Linked DNA regions of Homo sapiens: region 1 is linked to region 2. Evidence: chromatin contacts called from ENCODE Hi-C or POLR2A ChIA-PET data. All regions are on one chromosome and are shown on one strand. The core of a region is the stretch at or near the end of the contact, and the rest is flanking DNA. Distances in the headings are between cores, read along the strand shown. Region 1 overlaps BCAS1 (brain enriched myelin associated protein 1). Region 2 overlaps LOC105372672 (a long non-coding RNA gene).

Region 1 (6,325 bases), core at 1,342-3,841, 450 kb before region 2:
TATATTCCTTGCCTAGTTATAATTTTCTCATTGCAAGAATGAATATGCAGGAAATATTTTCTATTCCATGTTCTATTATATTACATATAAATATTTCATAAAACTATAACATCACTTATACAGCAGAAGAGACAGTAGAAAGTATGAAAATAGAAAAGTTAAAAGTCTAAACTCTGGACTTGAGTTTGCGAGGGTTAAGTCCTCATTCTCCCACTTACTAGAAGATGATCTGTATTAGTCAGCTTGGGCTGTGGTAACCAAAACACCACAGACTAGGTGGCTTAAACAACAGTCATTTTTGTTTTCTCATAGTTCTGGAGGCTGGAAGTCCAAGATCAAGGTTCTGGCCGATGCATTTCTGGTGAGACCACTCTTTCTGGCTAGCCAACAGCTGCCTTCTTGCTGTGTCCTCACACGGTTGAGAGAGAGACAGAGAGAGCTCTTTGGTGTCTCTTTTTATAATGACACTAATTCTATCAGATCAAGGTCCACCCTTCTGATTTCATTTAGCCTTGATTCCTTAGAGGCCACATTTCCAAATGCAGTCATATTGCACGTTAGGGCTTCAACACGAATCCAACACGAATTTTGGAAGGACACATTTCAATCCATAGCATGATCTTAAGTGAGGAGTTTAAGTTCCCTGGGCTCAGGTTCTGCATCTGTAAAATGGGGACAATAAAAATACCTGCCTCGGCCGGGCCCGGTGGCTCACGCCTGTAATCCCAGCACTTTGGGAGGCCAAGGCGGGCGGATCACGAGGTCAGGAGATCGAGACCATCCTGGCTAACACGGGGAAACCCCGTCTCTACCAAAAATACAAAAAATTAGCCGGGCGTGGTGGCAGGCGCCTGTAGTCCCAGCTACTCGGGAGACTGAGGCAGGAGAATGGTGTGAACCCGGGAGACGGAGCTTGCAGTGAGCCGAAATGGCGCCACTGCACTCCAGCCTGGGCGACAGAGCCAGACTTCGCCTCAAAAAAAAAAAAAGAAAAAAAATACCTGCCTCATCGGGTTCTGATAAGGAAGCTGTGAGTTAACACAGAGAAGCATTCAGAGCAATGGCTGGCATAAGGTAGGCGCTACAAAAATATTAGGTATTACTACTGCTAATGTATGGTCCATTTTATTTACTGCTTATACTAACAGCTTATCTCTATTCCTCAGCTGCTGTGCACCAGCCACCCAGTTATACAACACATGGGCCACACCCTTCTAATCTTCACAGGAGCTCCACGCAAGGAATCTATTATGGTCCTTCCCTCCACCCCTCACTTCTCAGACACGGAGCCAGGGCTTATGCATATGGCCAGGGTGAGCCAGAGGGGAGCCCAGGCAGAGGGCTTGCGCTATTTCACCACCACAGACGAATTTACTCACGTGCTTTTCAGAAATGCAGATCCCTAGGTGACACCTGGCTACAAACACGAGGAGAACATCCCCAAGTCCAGGCACTAGAGCAGGGCCCCTCAATATCAGCACTAGCGACCCTCAGCAAAGCAGACAATTCTTCGCTGGGGGAAGGGGGCGGTCCTTGGCATTGCAGGGTATGTAGCAGCGTCCCCAGCCTCTACCCACCGGATACCAGTGCACGCCCCCCAAAGCTGAACCGTGACTATCAAAACTGCATGCAGGCATTTCCAAATGCCCCTTCGGGGCCAAAATCGCTCCTGACTCCAGAAACGCTGTGCTCCACTTATTGTGAGGGAGAAACAAAGAACAGCATATTTCCAAGGAGAAAACGTTTAGCAAAGCAATGTAAGTCATCGAGGAATAGGACAAGATATCCAAAATATGAAATATAGATATATAGTCCTGGAAAATTGGTACCAAAATAAAATACCCTAAACATTGTAAATATGTTATATATATAGTGTGTGTGAGATAGATAGATAAAGTAGATGATAGATAGATAGATAGATAGATAGATAGATAGATAGATAGATAGATAGATGATAGATAGATACTCATCATAAAGTTGAAATATTGTCAGTCGAACCATCATGAGTTGAGTTTGGGACATCTATATCACTAATAGCTACTAGGTGCTCGCCCTGCCAGGCACTTTCCCATCACATTTACCCCTTCGCACGGTACCACGATGTATCAGGACATGCCACTCAACCTCTCTGTGCTCCGGCTTCTCATAAGACAACTGGGAAAATAAAAGTACCTAACTCAGAGAGTTGTTGGGAGGACCAAGAGAGGCAAATATATGCAAATCAGAACTGCTCAGCACAGAGAAAACACTCTAAATGTGTTTATTATTGCCACCATTATGAATACTGTCATTTTCCACAAGAAAGATACTTTCAGAAGGGTCAAGTGCTTTGCCCAAAGCCTCACGATCGTGGGATTTTACGGATGCCTGTCTCACTCCAGATCTCTTGTTCTCAAGAGGAGAGAGGGGAACCCCAGAGATGCAGGAGAGCGAGACTGCGGAGGGCAGCCTCCACCCACCTCCGGTGGGGCATCTGGGCTTGCTTCTGAATAACCAGCTGGAAAGCCTGCCCTGCCCGCCAGTTCTGGGGGAAGGGAAGCTGGAGGCCCAGGACAGTTCTCTTGATTTGCAAGCTCACGAAACAGTGCGTCAGCAAAGCAGTGCCCCTAGAAGGGTTGTGAGTGTATTCAGGTGCCTGGGTGATGGTGGTCTGTGGACTCCGAAGCCTGAGCTATTCCTCCGTCTGAGAATCCGTGGGTTTGGTTGTCTAGGTCAGGGTAGGCAGCAGCCAGGAGAGTTCTGACCCCAGGAGACACTCACTCACTCACCCCAGAAATATCCAAAACAGGGGCTCTCAGCCATGGAAATCACCTAGAGATCTTGAAAGTACCCCGATGCCCAGCCCCACCCCAGAGAATCTGCTGTCATCAGTTTGGCAGGGGCCTGGGCATGGGGATCTCAGAACTCTGTGGGAGGTTCTCACATGCAGCCCAGTCTGGGCATGGGCCCCCATAACACAGGCAGGAGGCGGGGAAGTGAAGGGGCTTTCTCATCTGAACCTCCACAATCAACCCCCAGTGGCAAAGTGCCAAACCCTCAAACACAAGTCTAATTTCAAAAACAACACCCCTCCACCCACCATAGCTTCGTATGTTTAATGTAAAATAAGGTCATAAAGACAAAACACTCATATAATCAGTTCATGAAAGAAAGGGCATTTTAACACCCCATTCAAACTTTTTCTTTTTCAAAAATGAAAGTTAGCTCTTTCAATTGTACGTTTATCATGAAAAACTCTATCTGATTTATTTTTCTCCTTTTTGAGAAATGGGAGAAAACTATTACAGACAAGAATTACTGTCTGAACTGCCTTGAGCCTCAGTTTTCCCATCTATTAAACGGGGATTTAAAAAAAAGTCTCCACCCAAGTCATTCTGGTTTGCCCAGGGTTTTCCAATTTTAACATAAGAGTCCTGTGTCCTAGAGCATCCTCACTCCTGGAAAAAGCTTGAAGATGGTCACCATCACACTATTTTCTATAGGTGTCTGATCATGAGAATCACTGGGGCATTTGCTAAAAATACAAATTCCAGGGCCCCAAATTGACTTTTCGGTGAGAGGATCACAGGAATCAGAAATGTTGCTGGATTCCTCGGTAGAGTCTCACTACCGGGCACCTGTGGGAGAAACTGGCTTCAAAGAGCAAGGATCATACCCGTGAGAGTCCTACTCATGCTAACTCTTGTGCAGTCCTCTTTATGTGCCAGGCCCTGTTCAGGGCACTTTGCTTATATTCACTGGTTTGACTCCATACCAGCCCCTTGAGATGGAGGCTATAATTATCCCCATTTTTACAGATGAGGAAACTGAGGCCCAGCGAGGCTCAGTGATGCTCAGGGATTCCAAACTCCAGAGCCCACATTCCTATCCTATGTGCTACACTGATGTCTACATAGAGCTTCAGCACTGGGCTGGCATACGGCAAGCTCTCCATACAAGTCATATATGGTTATCATTATTACGAGTTCCAGGACCTTTGGGGCACTGAAGGAGTTGCCATCTTCTTGCCAACTGTGAACAGAAGGCTTCATTGCAAAACATCAAAATGCTTCTTTCAGCCTTCCCAGTTGTTTGGACCTAGTCCTGTAGGCTGAATTCATTTCTGCTAATATTGACATCAGCCAATAGATGGCAGTAACCTTTTGCTTTTGTCCCACCCAGATGAATCCTGTTCTTTAAAAGGTTGATGGACAGGCAGGAGCAATTTCACGACACATGCATTATATCTGCTGGTGGAGAGTGACAATATCTGAATCCAGGTTATCACTGAAAAAGACACGCCATTAGATTTTCCTTCTTTCAGGGCCCTTCACCTTGAAGTGGCCGAGAGGCTACTTAGGGTGTGCAATGATCAGAATAATGTAACCCCAACTCTGTGGGAAGAAAAATCTTCTCTCCTACTTCTGTACACCATGCGTCTTCCAGCACCAAGGTTTTTCATAACCTCAAGTGTTGATTCAAAGTAGCTTTGTTAGGATTGAATTTACATTAAATAGTAAGAGCTTTAAAATAAAGCTTGTAATCCTACTGTTAAAATAATTTTAAAACTTGTTAAAAGCTGAATTTAGATAGAGATACTTTGTGTGTATATATTCTTGCATGTGTATATATGAACGTATGTGTTTGCGCGTATCCTTGACTGAGACATTTAACCTGCGTGCCTCAGTTTCCACACCAGCAAAATTGAAATAATAATACCTCTGTCTTGTTGAATTGCTGCAAAGAGCAAATTAGTTTTACTGCAAATAAAGCTCCTAGAAGTTTCTCAACAGATGGTAAGCACTCACCAAATGTTGTTATTGTTATTACTCTATCATTTCTATGATTTTTTAGAGTTGTTGTCATTGTTTTTATACACAGTAGGCTCAAATCCTGGTAAACTTTCTGTAAAGAGCCAGATAGTAAATATCTTAGGCTTTGCAGGCCATAGGTGTCTGTTGCAACTACTCAGTTCTGCCATTATAGCATGAAAGCCATCATAGACAATATATAAATAAAAGGGCATGACTATCTTCCAGCAAAACTTTATTTATGGATGCCAAAATTTGACTTTCATATAATTTTCATGTGTCACATTCTATGATTCTTCTAATTTTTTTCCAACCATTTATAAATTTAAAACTCATTTTTAGCTCACTGGCCTACTAAAACAGGCAGTGAGCTGAATCCAGCCACCGCTGTTCTTTGCCAACCCTGGTCTTGAGGATTCAATATTATATTATTCATAATGTCCCATTAACAGACAGAAGCGATGATCTGATGCAAGTGTGTGAGTCACGGATTTTATAAATAGAAAATAGCACAAAACAACAAGTGTCCTACATGTTTTAACAGTGCTCAGCTTTATTATGTGGTATGATCAGAAGACATACAAAATCCCCAGATTTGGTTATGTATTAAATTCCTGCAAGAGAACACATGGTGAGATCCATGACCCTTTTTTTGGCCTCCTCAATATCTAATTGCTCAATGCGTCTACTACCAGGGAATAAAAACTCACACCAATGGCGAGAGATCCACAAGAATCCCTGGTGACTCATTGACTCCTTTCAGCCAGAAATCAAAAGTCCTAATTTTTATTCCGAGAGCCACTAGAGCAGATAAGCCAGAAGCTAGGTCTTTGGAGATGGGCTACATTGGAATTACATGTGCAAAAGAACTTTAGGTGGCAAGACAGCAGGCCTTTGGAGTGGCTGCAAGAGTCCTTGTGTAGGGATCAGATATACTAGGAGTCAATTCCTCACTGGATGTTTGCCCTTGGTGGGTCTTGGAGGTTCCATTCCTCCTTTTTAAGGGAAGCTAGTAATATGCAGAACATTCCGGTGGTTAGGAGCACAGCCAGACTGTGTTTGAATCTTGCTCATTAACTGGGTGACCTTTGGAAAATGATTTAACCCCCTCGAGTTTCGGCTACCTCATATGAAGAATGAAATCATGATACCTCTATCTCACAGGAGTGCTATAGGACTACATGAGACAATACAGGTGAAGCACTCCAAAATTAGAGCTTGGAATTGAGAACATGCTAAGTAATGATTTGCTATTATCATCATTATTATTATATATCATACATTATTATAACGAAGCTCTTCAGAGGTTTGGTGATGATGTGGTCATGTACCTAGGTCTGTGCCTCATATGTGAGAGATGCTATCAATCGTTATTCCCTCCATTGACTAACAATAATTAAGCTCCCAGTAAATGCAAACACACTGCTAAGATTAGGAGATACAAAATTGGGTGAAGGTAGACACTGCCTTTGACGTCAGGGTGCTTACAATTTCTTGTGGAAGGGAGACATAAATTAAATATTCAACTTTGCCCT
Region 2 (5,755 bases), core at 1,266-3,765:
TGCTGGACGTTCCATATGAGATCAATAAATACTAATTAAATTTGAAGATTGAGGATAGGATTAGCTTTTCAAAGGGTGGATCTTGAGACTTATAATAAGTCTGAGAATGGATTATAGATACTCCACCCTAATAATGCTATAAATACTTCTGGTGGTGGTTTCTAGGCTTGATCAGCTTAATGATTCATTTTACTTGCAATGATCTTTTTCAGTTGTTTGCCTGTGTGTGCTTTAAAAAGGACAAAAATAAGTTTGGAGGAAAAAAAATTTAATTGCTTTCAAATGTTCCAATAAATTCAAACCCATATACTCTTGCTCAAGAATTTCCTTGCTAGGTTATTACATACTTTGCCAAATCTCTCTAGCTTTCTCCTGTTTTCTTAATCTTAGGAACTATGGAAGATTGTAAGTGTTGCTGGCTGGTCAGAAAATGTAAATGTTTTCAAACAACTTAAACATTTACATGTCATGAGAGATTTTTAAAAAATCAGATATCCACTCATAAAAACAGCTACAGGTTTAAGAATCAGCAAAAAACCATCTTAGGCCCCAGAAGAGAAAGAGTATATATATTTTTCACATTCTTATTTAAATAACCATCTGTTATCTGCAAATGTAGTTCCTACTGAGAACATCCCAATAAAAGGCCGGTCTGTGACTAAGGAAATACTCCAACTAACGATCCACTGATAGGCAAAGAAATATCAACAAGGCCAGGAGGCCTCATCGGTCGCTATCTAACAGACCTGGTAACAGCAGCAGTACCAGCTAGATGGCAAAGGAGCAGTGGTTGTGCCCAAACCATTACAAGTTTGCTAGGATTATTTCAGTCCATCTAGCAACTCACTCCAGGTGGGCAGCATTTAGGCTGGATTCTATGCAAACAGAACACAACAGAATACACTGGCAATGAGGGGTGCCCTTGTGTTCCAGATAATAGAAGCTTTGAATTCTTATACCCTAAAATTTTAGTGTTTCTGTAATGGATCTACAGTGTTTTGCTGTATAACTTGAAAACTAAGACAGACATAAAATCTTTAAAAGCTTAGAAAGGGAAAAAGGAAAAAAGTCTAGAAATTTTTTTTTTTTTTTTTTGAGTCTTGCTCTGTCACCCAGGCTGAAGTGCAATGGCGCCATCTCGGCTCACTGCAACCTCCACCTCCTGGGTTCAAGCGAGTCTCCTGCCTCAGCCTGCCGAGTAGCTGGAATTACATACAGGCGCCTGCCACCATGACCGGCTAATTTTTCATTTTTAGTAGAGATGGGGTTTCACCATGTTGGCCAGGCTGGTCTCGAACTCCTTACCTCAGGCGATCCACCCGCCTCGGCCTCCCAAAGTGCTGAGATTACAGGCATGAGCCACCGCGCCCGGCTACATTTCTTTAAAATTTCTCAAGTTAAAAGTAAATAACTGTTAGAATGGTTACATCCAATATTTACAAGCAGAATGTGTTTCCTGAGAATTTGCCCTTTCATTTAAGGTTGCAGTAGTGCTGCCACCATGTTTTCACACGTGATCAAATGTATCCCATTGGAAAACCGTGTAATCTTGTTCGGAAATCTTCCTCAGGCTTTGGCATCCTGTGGGTGTTCTGCCAGAGAACTTTAATCCAAATCATAAACTTAAGTCATAGGTACTAAAAAAGAAACTTCTGGTCTAGGACTTTGAATCTTTTGACTGTTAATAATCAAGAAAGCTGTATTTTCTTTCGTTTAAAAAATAGAGACGACTGGTGGTGGTGGGGGCTGCGGGTGTGTGTGTGGCTCACGCCTGTAATCCCAGCAATTTGGGAGTTTTACGTGGGCAGATCACTTGAGGTCAGGAGTTTGAGAACAGCCTGGCTAACATGGTGAAACCTCATCTCTACTAAAAATACAAAAATTAGCCGAGCATGGTGGTGCATGCCTGTAGTCCCAGCTACTCGGGAGGCTGAGACATGAGAATTGCTTGAACCCGGGACAGGGAGACTGCAGTGAGCCGAGATCATGCCACTGCACTGTAGCCTGGGTGACAGAGTGAGATTCTGTCTTAAAAAAAAAAAAAAAAAGAAAGATTAAAAATAGAGATGGGGGGGTCTCACTATGTTGTTCAGGCTGGTCTCAAACTCCTGGGCTCAAGTGATCCTCCCACCTTGGCCTCCCAAAGTAGAAGCTGTATTTTCAAGTTGGTCAAGTGTTCACCTACTCTGCCTCCAACTGTGATTTCAGTATATACAGGCATCCATAAAGTCTAGAAACAAAGAATCTACGTCATTACAAACATCTTCAATTTGTAAAAATTAGAATACATATAATAGGATAGAGTATAATAGAATAAAGTAGGATAAAACAAAACAAAGTAAAATGAAATAAATTAAACAACACTGTGTCTCCAGACTTTATGAAAATCTTTTTCGTGGACTTGAGGATGTACCGAGCCAGTGGAGTGGCTGGATGAAATGGGAACTCCACCGCAGGAAGTGGTGCTTTTCTCATGCTGCTAATTAAGGAATGTGGAACCCTTCTTTCTGAGTCAGCTTGGCGGTATGTAGAATTCTGTCCTGCTCGGTGCTTACGTGATTATTGCATGAAACTTTAGAAATAAACCAGAGTATCTTGCCACTTAACACTTAAGAGGCCAGAGGTGGTGTGTGTGTGTGTGTGTGTGTTTTTAAATGGTTCCTAATCTTTAAAATGGTTAGTTGCAGCTGGCCTTTTATCAGCTGATCATATTTACAGCAGTCTCAGATGGCACGGTGCCGTCCCAAAAGATTTGGACCATTTAGAAGCTCACATTTTAAGGTACACAGGCTTATCATAGCATTCTGAGGATTCACTAGAATTACATGGCAAGAAAAACTTTTCTGTGGAACTGTTTACTATTCTTATTTTAAATTACTTTTTGGTAAAATAAATGTTAATTTATTTCAAAGGTAATATAAGTAGATTATGAAAAATAATTAGAGAAAAATAGAAAGTAGAAAAAGGGTCATACATATGCCATTATTGAAAAACAAACATTAAAAAAATTTTTAAATATAACCCATCATAGGATTAAGGGTAAAAAAAGAAAAAAAGAAACAATTTTAATAAAAATTTTGAAATGTATGCGAAAGTAGAGAGAATAATAAAAATAGTGTAATGAGTAACCCCCATATCTGATGCCCAGTTCTAGTTTCTTTTTCTTTTTCTTTTTTTTTTTTTTGAGATGGAGTCTCGCTCTGTCGCCCAGGCTGGAGTGCAGTGGCACGATCTCAGCTCACTGCAATCTCTGCCTCCCGGGTTCACACCATTCTCCTGCCTCAGCCTCCTAAATAGCTGGGACTACAGGCACCCACCACCACGCCCGGCTAATTTTTTGTATTTTTAGTAGAGACGGGGTTTCACCGTGTTAGCCAGGATGGTCTTGATCTCCTGGCCTCATGATCTACCTGCCTCGGCCTCCCAAAGTGCTGGGATTACAGGCGTGAACCACGGTGCCTGGGCAAGTTCTAGTTTCAAGATGTTAACCACCTTTGGTTCAATTCTCTTGTTTTTTTATTTACTAAAGTATTATAAATTCTCCTATGTCATGTCATTCTTCTATATCCTTCAGTATACATCTTTAAATATATATATAATGCATATTCTGTAATAATCCGTGCCATTATTACAGCTAATGAAATAAAATTTTTTTGTTTTCATATAATATTCAGTCTGTACTAAAATTTTTCTGATAAAATCAATTTAAATATTTTTATGTATATTACATCCTTTTTTCGTTACTAATAGAAAAAATTAGAGTTCATTAAAAATACAACTTTGCATCTCGGTTTTTTCATTTGCTATTATAAATATTTCCCAATGGCCTATTTTTCAAAGCTTTCTAATTCTAAAATGGCTGTATGTAATCGTGTGGGGATACATAACTTGGATGACTAACCACTCCTTTATTTGTGTCCCTCCACACATGCATGGAGAGTGAACGTGTATTGCTCTCCCCCTCGTAGTAAATCTTGTTACCACGAAGATCTTTGTTCCTAACACCTTTTCCTACATTAGGGCTGTTTCCTTAGGATTGATTCCAGGAGTGTTATTGCTGCATCCAAATGTATGAACATTTGTAAGGCCCTTGACTTGTCTCATTGAGTTGTTTACAAAAGGACTGTACCAATTTACACTTCCACTTACAAAGGATGAGAGAGCCTCTATTAAAATGTTTAAAGGCCGGGCTTTTCAGAGCTCTTATAAATCATTGGCTATAAGAGGCTGACTTAGGTTTGTCATATGGTCATAGTCATCTCAAAATAAATAAATACGCATTTTCTATAGCTATAAAAACATGGCATGCGCAGACTGCCAAACAACCACAAAGTAACTTTGATTAAAGGAGGAAACTGGTCTACTTGTTGAAAATGTGGTAATGAGATAGTTTCCACCCAGCCGGGAAGCGTGGCCCGGAGGGGGAGGGGAGCCTGCATTTCTTCATGCCTCTACCCATCCTGAAGAAGGTAGAAAGGAACAGGTCAGCGTTCTCTTCCTTTACTTTGTAATTTTTTTTTAAGCTGAATATTTAATTTGTTTCCATATGCCTGAGTTGATGATGCCAAAATACGGTTGAAAACTAGCAGAAAACTTCTCGTGGCAAGGGTTTCCTGTAAACAAACCCCATAGTACTGGGTAAGAGAGGATTAGGGCAGAGCCATTTTAGCTGCGACTCCCAATTCTATTTTGTTTCCTTGGGGACATGCTGTTTTTATTTGTGGGCTTCAAATAAAACTGCTGCAGAAACTGTTTATTTCTGTTCAGAGCATTCTTATTTTCTTTAAGGAATATATCAGTTACAAATCTTTGTAGAAAGTTCAGCTGTATTGGTTTGGAGAAGTTTATGTGTCAGTTTTTTTTTTGAGTCAAGAAGAAAGGAAAAACTCAACTACTGTTATGTTTATATGAGGACAAAAAAAAAAAAAGGAAGTTGATAAGAAAATACTTAGCATGACAGTCTTTAAAATCCAGCATCTGAATTTTTAATTCCTCACTCCCCTCCTTTTTTAAGAAACAGTACAGGAAAGATGGTCTTATTATCCTTGTTCGCATTTCACTGTTTTCACCCCACTCAACCAGGACGAAGTCATTCCTCAAAGCAAGTAGGAACAAAACATAATCTCTTAAGATATTTTTAAGAGGACATGCTGACTTGGTCTTTGTAAAAAAAAAAAAGTCAACAAAATGTGCTAACCACATTAAAAAAAAAGTTGTTAAAGGAGCCAAAGGGATTAGCCCTCATTGAAGGGCTGTATGAGAACAGGAAGCCTTCCGGGGCGAATCCTGGCTAACGTCATTTTGGCGGACGTTTATTGCGTATCGCCATGTGCCAGGCACCGTTTTAAGGCTTCATGGTGATGAGGGCATTTAACCCTCGGGACACGCCCATTCTGCAGGTGAGGCTGGGAAGAAGGTGAGGCCAAGGCCCGGCTCTCCCAGCGGCTGAGGGCGGCGGCAGGATTTGAATCCAGGCGGTCTCTGGAGACTGGGTTCTGAGAAAACCCGCTGTGTGAGGGCTGGGGGGACCGCTTTAAGCCCTCCGCTGGAAGCGGTGAAGAAGCTTTGGGCCAACGCAGTTCGGAGCGCCAGTGTAGACGCGTGGCTTCAGTTTGTCCTGTACGCGGGTCAGGGGTGTGGCTCTGACCCTAATCTCATCTCCGGCCTTCCCCAGTCTCCGGGCCCTGTGGGAGGGTGTGGTTGGGGAGGACACACCTACCTGGAGCCCGTCGGTTTCACCTCTTCTGCGGTGGGG

Evidence for each region. A loop is a pair of places that touch in the nucleus more often than their neighbours do. ChIA-PET counts read pairs that join two places held with the same protein, here RNA polymerase II (POLR2A). Pooled maps may share reads with other maps.
Region 1: a pooled map shows a loop between it and region 2 (4-fold over the local background). The contact joins two enhancer-like sites. A Hi-C loop is called at or near these places in 5 of 50 pooled maps. POLR2A ChIA-PET finds 5 or more read pairs at or near these places in 3 of 52 experiments (MCF 10A, Panc1 and activated CD4-positive, alpha-beta T cell).

The regions. Positions count from the first base shown.
Region 1 is chr20:54,060,742-54,067,066 of GRCh38, reverse strand. The region is part of intron 1 of BCAS1 (brain enriched myelin associated protein 1); the gene reads left to right. Among named protein-coding and RNA genes, the nearest start is that of MIR4756, 4.6 kb to the left of the region's middle. Within about 2 kb of position 2,591, at least 4 of the 41 ENCODE cell types and tissues checked have a DNase peak (open chromatin) inside an H3K27ac peak, as active enhancers do.
Region 2 is chr20:53,608,476-53,614,230 of GRCh38, reverse strand. LOC105372672 (a long non-coding RNA gene) reads right to left here. Exons shown (of 3, transcript NR_134576.1): 1 at 5,720-5,755. Among named protein-coding and RNA genes, the nearest start is that of ZNF217, 18 kb to the right of the region's middle. RefSeq lists enhancers at 3,412-3,461, 5,402-5,721. Within about 2 kb of position 2,515, at least 13 of the 41 ENCODE cell types and tissues checked have a DNase peak (open chromatin) inside an H3K27ac peak, as active enhancers do.